Regions from separate parts of the Homo sapiens genome. Here region 2 is linked to region 1. A link is a loop called in an ENCODE intact Hi-C map of the cell type or tissue named here. Cell type or tissue: HepG2. All regions are shown on one strand. Each heading gives the region's core, and the rest is flanking DNA. Links, peaks and the distances in the headings are about the cores only. Region 1 overlaps LOC105378979 (growth/differentiation factor 3). Region 2 overlaps MAP3K1 (mitogen-activated protein kinase kinase kinase 1).

Region 1 (4,396 bases), core at 240-4,239:
ACCTATAACATTATGTTTGAATTGTAATTCATTAACATCTTCTGGAGAAGACAGAATAAGACAAATGTGATATGCTAAGATTTACAGATAAAATGGAATAAATTGGAATCAGAATAAGCAAACCAAGAGGTAGACCAAGTCATTGTATCATTTAAATATACTTGTTTAAAACTCCTCCATGGATATAGATATATCTATCTGCACACAATTTTTTTCTGGGTTAGTAATATGAATAATGATTATGTTTAGTTTTTATGTTGTGCTCAGTTAAGCTTATTAATCATAAGCAAGTAACTAACATAACAAGTGTTACCTAGTCAGGGAGGGTATAAACCATTTTAATTTTTTCTATATTCTTTTTTATATTAACAAACCTAATACATCACTTAAAAATTAAATATCACCCATTCCATTTTTCCAAAAATTAAGGAAGAGTTCAAAACCATCTTACTAAAGTCAGAGCTAGTAGAAAAATATTGTGCAAGACATTTTCTAGAAATCCACATTTTTTCCCATTAGCATTTTTATTTCACTATCGATTAATGATGAGATTTAAATGAGTTTTGTCTGTTTTTGTCCTAGTTGAAAAAAAAGTTTTGAAATTACAAAGAAAAATAAAAAGCACCTCAAGACCCACCAGAATAGGAAGTTTTCTCAATGCTAAAAAGTTGTCATATGATCATATTTTAGTTAGAACTGTGGTTAGGGGGCATCCAGGCACGGTGGTTCATGCCTGTAGTCCTAGCACTTTGGGAGGCGAGGCAGGAGAATCAGGTGAGGTCAGGAGTTCCAGAGCAGCCTGGCCAACATGGCAAAACCCCCATCCTACTAAAAATATAAAAATTAGCTGGGCATGATGGCACACACTTGTAATCTCAGCTACTTGGGAGGCTGAGGCAGGAGAGTCCCTTGAACCCGGGAGGCAGAGGTTGCAGTGAGCCAACTTTGCACCACTGCACTCCAGCCTGGGCAACAGAGCAAGGCTCTGTCTCAAAAACAAAACAAAACAAAAAACCCCATAATCCAGAACTGTGGTTAGGGGGATGGAAATCTACAGTTTCATAAACTACTGAAAATTTTGAGTATGGTATACTGTTCCTCATAGATATGGGTACTTTTGCATTTTTTTGTTCCTCACAAGGTATTACTGTTTCATTTTTTTCTATTGTCTAACCCCCAAGACCCTTGACTGAAGACCCAGCCAGCAGTCTGCTGGGTTTGAATTCACCATTAGCACCTGGGGTAACCTCAGTCCACAGAATGTAAGGAGACAAGTGAGGCAATGTTTGTGGAGTCCAGCGGCTGAACCCGCTCTGCTACAGAAGAAATGCCCCAATTGTCTTTCCTAAGCAAAAATTGCCACGACTCCCCATAAACAATCAGTTGTCCATTGACTGTTATAAATAGACTTTAATACACAACCAGCTGTCTGAGGGAGAGTTTATAACTGTTGACCAAAGACACAGTAGGGAAGGGAAATGAGAGATTTCCACATAGCAGGAGAATGACTTGTCTGCAGTCTGCAGTGAATGAGGTTGCACACAGATCTCCCATTTAAAATATGTCAGCATGCCTTGGACTCGAGTGAAAATTATGGGGACAGCACAACGGGCTTCATGTGGGAGTCTATTTCAACAGATACTGTATTCTTCTCTCATGGGCACCCTTGAATTCAGGATTGTGAAATAAGTGGCAGTTACCAGCAGATGTCCTGTAAAGTGCTGGTCACAGGAGATATTTTCGATGATACAGTGGCAAGATGCACTAGTTTAACTGTGATAAGAACTAATCCCTTACCACATTTCTTCTCCATTTCCTGTTGTTTCCCTTTATCTTTTCCAGGATGACTCTCCTTCTTGCACAACCTCGTTGACAACCACTCTCTATGAAAGAGTGTTCCCGAGCATCTTATTTTAACCAGAACCAGTCCCTGGGGCGAGGTGGTATCTCAAAAATCTGATCAGGTGTGACAGAGAACAGGGCTCTGGGCAGCCAGCCATGGCCACAGGCCTCTCTGTACTGCAGCAGATCCACCCACGGCTGCTCTGAGTTCTGACCAGCCAGCCAGAGACAACTAGATGTGGTGGAGGTTGAAGGTGGATGCAGGTATTGTCACAAAGCTCAATAAGACTAAACAAGGAAGGATAACATGCGTGAGAGACACAAATGTGGGAATAAAGACAGCAGCACAAAAGAAAGGCACAGGGGAGCAGGGATCCATCAGGAAAGATTTAGCAGAATGTTTCTTCACTCAGTAAAATAAATAGAGATGAAGAAAAGAAAAGGTCATATTTTGATAGAAAATAGTACGTTTAGTGGCCAGGCACAATGTCTCATGCCTATAATCCCAGCACTTTGGGAGGCTGAGGCAGGAGGATCACCTAGCCAACATGGTAAAACTGCATCTCTACTAAAAATACAAAAATTAGCCAGGCATGGTGACACATGCTTGTAATACCAGCTACTCAGGAAGCTGAGGCAGGAGAATCACTTGAACCCGGGAGGCAGAGGTTGCAGTGAGCCGAGATCACACCACTGCACTCCAGCCTGGGGAACAGAGTGAGACTCTCTCAAAAAAAAAAAAAGAAAGAAAGAAAAGGGAAAGAGTATGTTTAGTGCATTTTAAAAATGTATTTTTTCCAAAACTGTGTGAAATATGATTTGGGACACTGAAAAATTTCAAATGCATTGCTAGTTTGATTCCCACACCTTAAGTTTTAAAGCTATGATAAATTTTCATTTTTTTTTTTTTTTTTGAGATGGAGTCTCACTCTGTCACCCGGGCTGGAATGCAATGGCGCAATCTCGGCTCACTGCGACCTCCGCCTCCCGGGTTCAAGTGATTCTCCTGCCTCAGCCTCCCAAGTAGCTGGGATTACAGGTTCACACCACCACGCCCAGCTAATTTTTTGTATTTTTAGTAGAGATGGGGTTTCACTATGTTGGCCAGACTGATCTCGAACTCCTGACCTCGTGATCTGCCCTCCTCGGCCTCCCAAAGTGCTGGGATTACAGGCGTGAGCTACCGCACCCAGCCTAAATTTTCTTTTAAAAATTTACTTCCAAGATAAAAATAAGCCTATCATGGTTGCGTTTGAACTATCCAGAGTTAACACGCATCCTATGATCTCAGTTTACCTTTAAATTAACATAAGTGAGAAAATTCATTATTCCAGTTCAAATTAGAGAATGTCTTTTTTTTCCTTCCAGCCAAGAGACATGCAATTTAATGCCAGGGCCTAGTTTTAAGAATTAGAATTCTTCTATTTTAAAGATGGAAAAATTGTAAACTGAGTAGGTAATGTTTCTCTAGAGATGTATATAGAAGCATTTGAGATTTCTCCTACTAGGAATCTGTAGATGGCTACTTTTTACCTCAATAAACCACTGTTCCTCGGTTTCCTCTTTCATAAGACAGCACCTTCCTGATAGTAAGAGCATAGAAGAATGCCTTGCACCAGACACTCAATAGTGTAACCTATTACAAATTAATTCACTTTAAAGCTTCCCATTGCTTTTTCCTTCCAGGATAACTTTTATTGAAATATAAATACATGCAGACATGCACGTAAGTATACGGTTTGATGAATTTTCACAAACTGAACACACCCTTGAGGCCTCTGCCCAGATTAAGGGTCAGAACATCCCCCACACTTAAGAGCTCCTTTTATACTTGCACCCCACACCCTACCGTCAGCTAACAGTAATGTTAATCTAACAACATTTGCTTTGCCATTTGTAAAACATTTATTGTGGTAAAATATATCTAAAACTTAGAATCTTTTTTTTTTTTTAGGCGGAGTTGCTCTCTTGCCAGGCTGGAGTACCATGGCATGATCTTGGCTCACTGCGACCTCCGCCTCCTGGGTTCAAGTGATTCTCCTGCCTCAGTCTCCCAAGTAGCTGGGACTACAGGCGTGCACCACCACGCCCAGCTAATTTTTGTATTTTTAGTAGAGACGGGGTTTCACCATGTTGGCCAGGATGGTCTCCATCTCAACCTAGTGATCCACCCGCCTTGGCCTCTCTGAGTGCTGGGATTACAGGCAGGAGCCACCACGCCCAGCCCATCTTAACCATTTTTAAGTGTACAGTTCAGTAGCGTACTAAGTGCAATCCCATTGTTGTACAACCACCACCAGCATCCGTCTCCAAAACTCTTTTCATCTCACATAACTGAGACTCAATACCCACTCAGCAATATCTCCCTATTCCTCTCTCCCTCTAGCTCCTGGCAACCACCATTTTACTTTGTCTTTATGAATCTTACCACTCTGGATTCTTTAATATAAATGGAATTGAAGTGTTCGTCCTACTTTTGCCAATTTTTGTTCTCTACCTAAGTAGAATCATACAGCTATGTTTTACCCTGTATCTAGCTTCTTTCCCTCAACAT
Region 2 (4,396 bases), core at 133-4,132, 69 kb after region 1:
TGAGAATTCTTTTTTGACCTCACAAGAGTTAAGGAGACCTACTTTATGTGAAAGTGAGATTTTTATAGATAATACTTTGAAAACCTAAATTACTCTGATACTAAACAGTTTACTGTGTCTGTTAAAGTAAAAAACCTAATTGAATTGCAGTTGAAATTCAAGAGTCTAGACATTCCTTGTGGGCATATTTGATTTCCTCTTTCCCCTTTTAGCTGTTGGAGAGGGAATTGCCAGGTGTCTTTAGTGGAAAGATATTTAACCTGCTGTCTGACTGCTTATTGTGGTAGATGAAGTGTTAGCACTGGCTCAGGCTTGTGAGACCGTTCCCCATTACTGTCCTAACACTTTGGCAGGATTTTGAGTAAAGTTACTTTATTTAACCTCTTTTGAGTTTGACCTCATCTATGAATTAGAAATAATGATACCCTTCATACTTAGAGAATTTGGGAAGAGCAAATGAGATGATGAATATAAAAACCTACCCTTTCAGAAGGGTAAAAATAAAATACTAGGATTTATGGTCATAGCATTTTAGAATTCGGAAGGACAACCTCCTGACTCTAAGCAGTAAAAGTGGCAAGCAAAGGGGGTTCAGCCATTGTTGAGAGATTTCCTACTTCAGTACAGTGCTGGGTCTGGGATCCAGCCTCAATCATCCTAGTTCACTGTCACTCTCCTACTGTACTTATCTGAAATGGCAATAATAGTTAACTTCCTCTGTGCTTGGTACACTGGATGCCTTATATAAATTGTCTCATTTAAGTCTTACATCATCCTTGTGAATTTTGATTCCCATTTTACATATGAGAAATCAGAGACTGTGAGAGGTGAGGTATCCTGGCAAGGTGGTAGCACAGCTAGTGGGTGGCAAAGCCTGAAACTGAACCTTAGCAGTTTGACTTCAAGCCTGCGTTCTTAACCTTTATGATTATCTTTGCATATTTTTTTTAAATCAAGAGGTAAGTTTGTTTAATCAGAGCACAAATTTTATTATCTTGGAAAAATTATTCATTTCTTTGTCTTAGCTTTTATTCATTCTTCACATAGTGTATTATGAAGTCAAAATCATATGTAGTGATGACTTTTTAAATTAAATTATCTATTTAGGTCTTCCAAAAATACAGAAAACATTAGTGAAGCATTTTAAGTTTTTGTTTTGTTTTGTTTTTGTTTTGAGACGGAGTCTCGCTCTGTCACCAGGCTGGAGTGCAGTGGGGCTATCTCAGCTCACTGAAACCTCCACCTCCTGGGTTCAAGTGATTCTCCTGCCTCAGCCTCCCTAGTAGCTGGGATTACAGGCATGCATCACCGCACCCAGATAATTTTTGTGTTTTTAGTAGAGATGGGGTTTCACCATGTTGGCTAGGATGGTCTTGATCTCCTGACCTTGTGATCCGCCTGCCTCAGCCTCCCAAAGTGCTGGGATTACAGGCGTGAGCCACCATGCTCTGCCATGATTTTTTTGTTTTTATATGAAGTTCTTCTAAAATAAAGCAAGTTATAAACACAAATACATTTAAATTTCAGTGTTTTTACAAGGCCAGGGAAGAGACGCGGCTTCAGGGAAAAATATGGTTGAACTTTGTTAATACATACATTTTTTTGCCAGCAAAATTGGAGATATGCTTGGTGTGCACATACATTAAAAGCAGTAATTGTTAACACTTTTGGAGTACTTCACAGAGTGCCTGCCCAGACTGTCTGACATGCTTCTCATTTGGTGCCTACGCAGCCTTGCACAGTAGTAAGGGGAGAGTGAACACTCATGACCTCCTGCTGTCTATGCACACACTCCCTCCCCCACAGTGCCTCAGCTCACACCTGAGTATCTCTCTGCATGCTCCCAGGGAGCTTCCTGCAGTACCTTAGGCATTCTGAAACGTGTGTCTTTACAACAAGACACACTTGTTAAAGCTGTTTACAAATGAGCCTTGGCGGGGGCGGGGAAAGCTGGTTTTCATTTCCAGTTATTTTAAATTTAGGCTTATTTCACACTTCAGCATTCTTTTAATTAATGTGTTTTAATTAAAAGAATTAATTATTCTTGGTTGGTAATGCCCTTTAATTTGAGTAAAGATGATATCTAAGGCCAGCATCTAGTATTAAGTTATGCCTAGATGGACTTCTGTTCATTTATTCTGTTACTGGTGGTTGTTCTTTACTAGTGAAATAAGTTAACGAATGCCTGCCTGTCACATGTGGGGCCTTTATTTTGTGTTCAGCAGGCACCTTCTTTGATAATTATAAGAGCTTAGTGACTGAGAGAATTCAGTAATCTTCCTGACCCCTATGCCTTCCCAACAAAGGAGATTATCTTTTAGTTTATAGAAAGGTCACTCAGGTAAAACTGAAATCTCCTTCAAGGCAAGATAAATATCTTTATCCTTAACTGTGTCTCTGACATGCCATTATTTTTTCTTCAGTAGTAGTTTGCTGGCCCATAAGTCTTTTATGTGAACTGCTTATGGTTGGAAACTTAAACACTGTCACTTTAGCTCAGCACTTGTTTATTGACATACTTTCCTATGTGTATGTACTGTGCTAGGAACTGAGTGAGCCCTAGGTAAATGCTGGAGCCAGGGGAGATAAAAAGAGAGTTTAATTCTTGTGTTCTCTAGCTAGTTATTGATTACTTGTAGCTAATTTCATAAGAAACTCTTGGAGGAAACTGAAGAGTAGTTGTAGGTTCTACCTGGATGTGACAGGATTCTATGTGTATGCCTGGATATGAGGACAGCTTGTTGAATACTGCCTGTTAATTTGCTTTTGGGTGGATCATGAGGTCAGGAGTTCGAGACCAGCCTGGCCAACATGGTAAAACCCCGTCTGTACTGTACAAAAAATTAGCTGGGCATGGTGGCAGGTGCCTGTAATCCCAGCTACTCGGGAAGCTGAGGCAGGATAATCACTTGAACCCGAGAGGCGGATGTTGCAGTGAGCTGAGATGATGCCACTGCACTCCAGCCTGGGCAACAGAGCAAGACTCCATCTCAAAACAAAGAAAGAAAAAAGATGAGAGAAATATTGTTGTGCTTTAAGAAAGCCTTTTAAATTAAAATGTGAGTTGACACCCCAGCCAGAATAAGGGTGATGGTGTCAGGCTCCTGAAAATGATTTTGTTGTGTATATTTTACTTATATACAGCTTTTAAGAGAATAACTTGTATAAAATAAGATACTTAATTTTAGATATTATTATAATAAGTCTTAACAAGTAATAAGATATAAAATTAAGTATCTTATTTTATACAAGTTAATTACTTATTAGTGGTAATTCCACCTGCAGGCTTGAAGTTTCATGGCCTCCAGTGTTTCTCTCCAATGGAACCTTTGCTCCGTTGAACCTTGGATGGCTTAGAATCTGGCACAGATGCTAAGGGTTGAGAAGTGAATGATAGTTCTGTTGGCAATCTTAATTCCTTGATGGGCAGGCCCAGGATCACATCCATACCTTAGAAAGGGTAGCAGGGAAATACTAGCTCAGCTTCCTCCCTGAAGAATGCCAGTATTTCCTGGAAAAGAGCTGAAGAGGATCCTATGGAGGAGCCTGAGACCACTGCAGGTTAGGAGACAGGAAGGCAGGGAAGAGGAGACAGGAAGGCAGGGAAGAGGAGACAAGGAGGCAGGGAAGAGTTGACAGGAAGGCAGGGAAGAGGAGACAGGAAGGCAGGGAAGAGGAGACAAGGAGGCAGGGAAGAGTTGACAGGAAGGCAGGGAAGAGGAGACAGGAAGGCAGGGAAGAGGAGACAGGAAGGTAGGAAGAGGACTTTTTCCAAGGAGCCAGTGGTCCGCAGTAGGGATGCTGCTGGTTGAGGGCTACAGAGGACGTGGGTTAATGGAGTGATGGGAGTGGGACGTACTTTACTGAGGGATGAAGGAGAGGTGCGGAATCTTAGGCTACTCTGGAGAAACCTGGAGAAGGAGGGAGATGGGAGAGAAATAGAAGCTAGAATGTTTGCAAAGATGAAGCATTTTGGGGTTTGGTGGTTTTTTGTTTTAAGATAAAAAGGGGGGGAATTTTACAAGCTGAAGAGATGGCACAGAGAGGAAAAAGTTTTATTTGTGGTTAAAGTAGTGAGCATGCTTTTCTGAAATGTCATTTCTCAAGGAGATGGCGGCTTGGAGGGGGTCAATTGATGGTTAATAGGAAGCCAGTCTAATGAAAAGCTAGCTATACCTTTGAAATAGGAAATTTGTAGTTAGAAATGTTTGTGTTCTCTTTGTTTAAATTGTAGCTTGTGGTATAACAAAACATTCACTCATCAAATTTTGTAAAGAATTGGCTGTATGCAGATACTAGGAAGATGGCAGTAATGAAACAGACACAAATCCCTGCTCTCAGAGAGATAATATTCTAACAAAAACGTGTTTGTAAGTGTGCGCAGAACCCATTTCAT

Evidence for each region. A loop is a pair of places that touch in the nucleus more often than their neighbours do. Peaks named below come from ENCODE experiments on the same cell type or tissue, not always from the same donor. Only the 100,000 strongest peaks of a DNase experiment are listed, where the experiment ranks them.
Region 2: it touches region 1 in a loop (12-fold over the local background); 1 of 110 quality-filtered maps calls a loop at or near these places.

What each region holds. Positions count from the first base shown.
Region 1 is chr5:56,762,328-56,766,723 of GRCh38, forward strand. It overlaps LOC105378979 (growth/differentiation factor 3), which reads right to left. Exons shown (of 3, transcript NR_172721.1): 3 at 4,068-4,396. Among named protein-coding and RNA genes, the nearest start is that of MAP3K1, 51 kb to the right of the region's middle. In HepG2, for the core only: no CTCF peak of the experiment used is centred there; no DNase peak of the experiment used is centred there.
Region 2 is chr5:56,831,717-56,836,112 of GRCh38, forward strand. The region is part of intron 1 of MAP3K1 (mitogen-activated protein kinase kinase kinase 1); the gene reads left to right. Among named protein-coding and RNA genes, the nearest start is that of MAP3K1, 18 kb to the left of the region's middle. In HepG2, for the core only: no CTCF peak of the experiment used is centred there; a DNase peak (open chromatin) is centred at 2,545.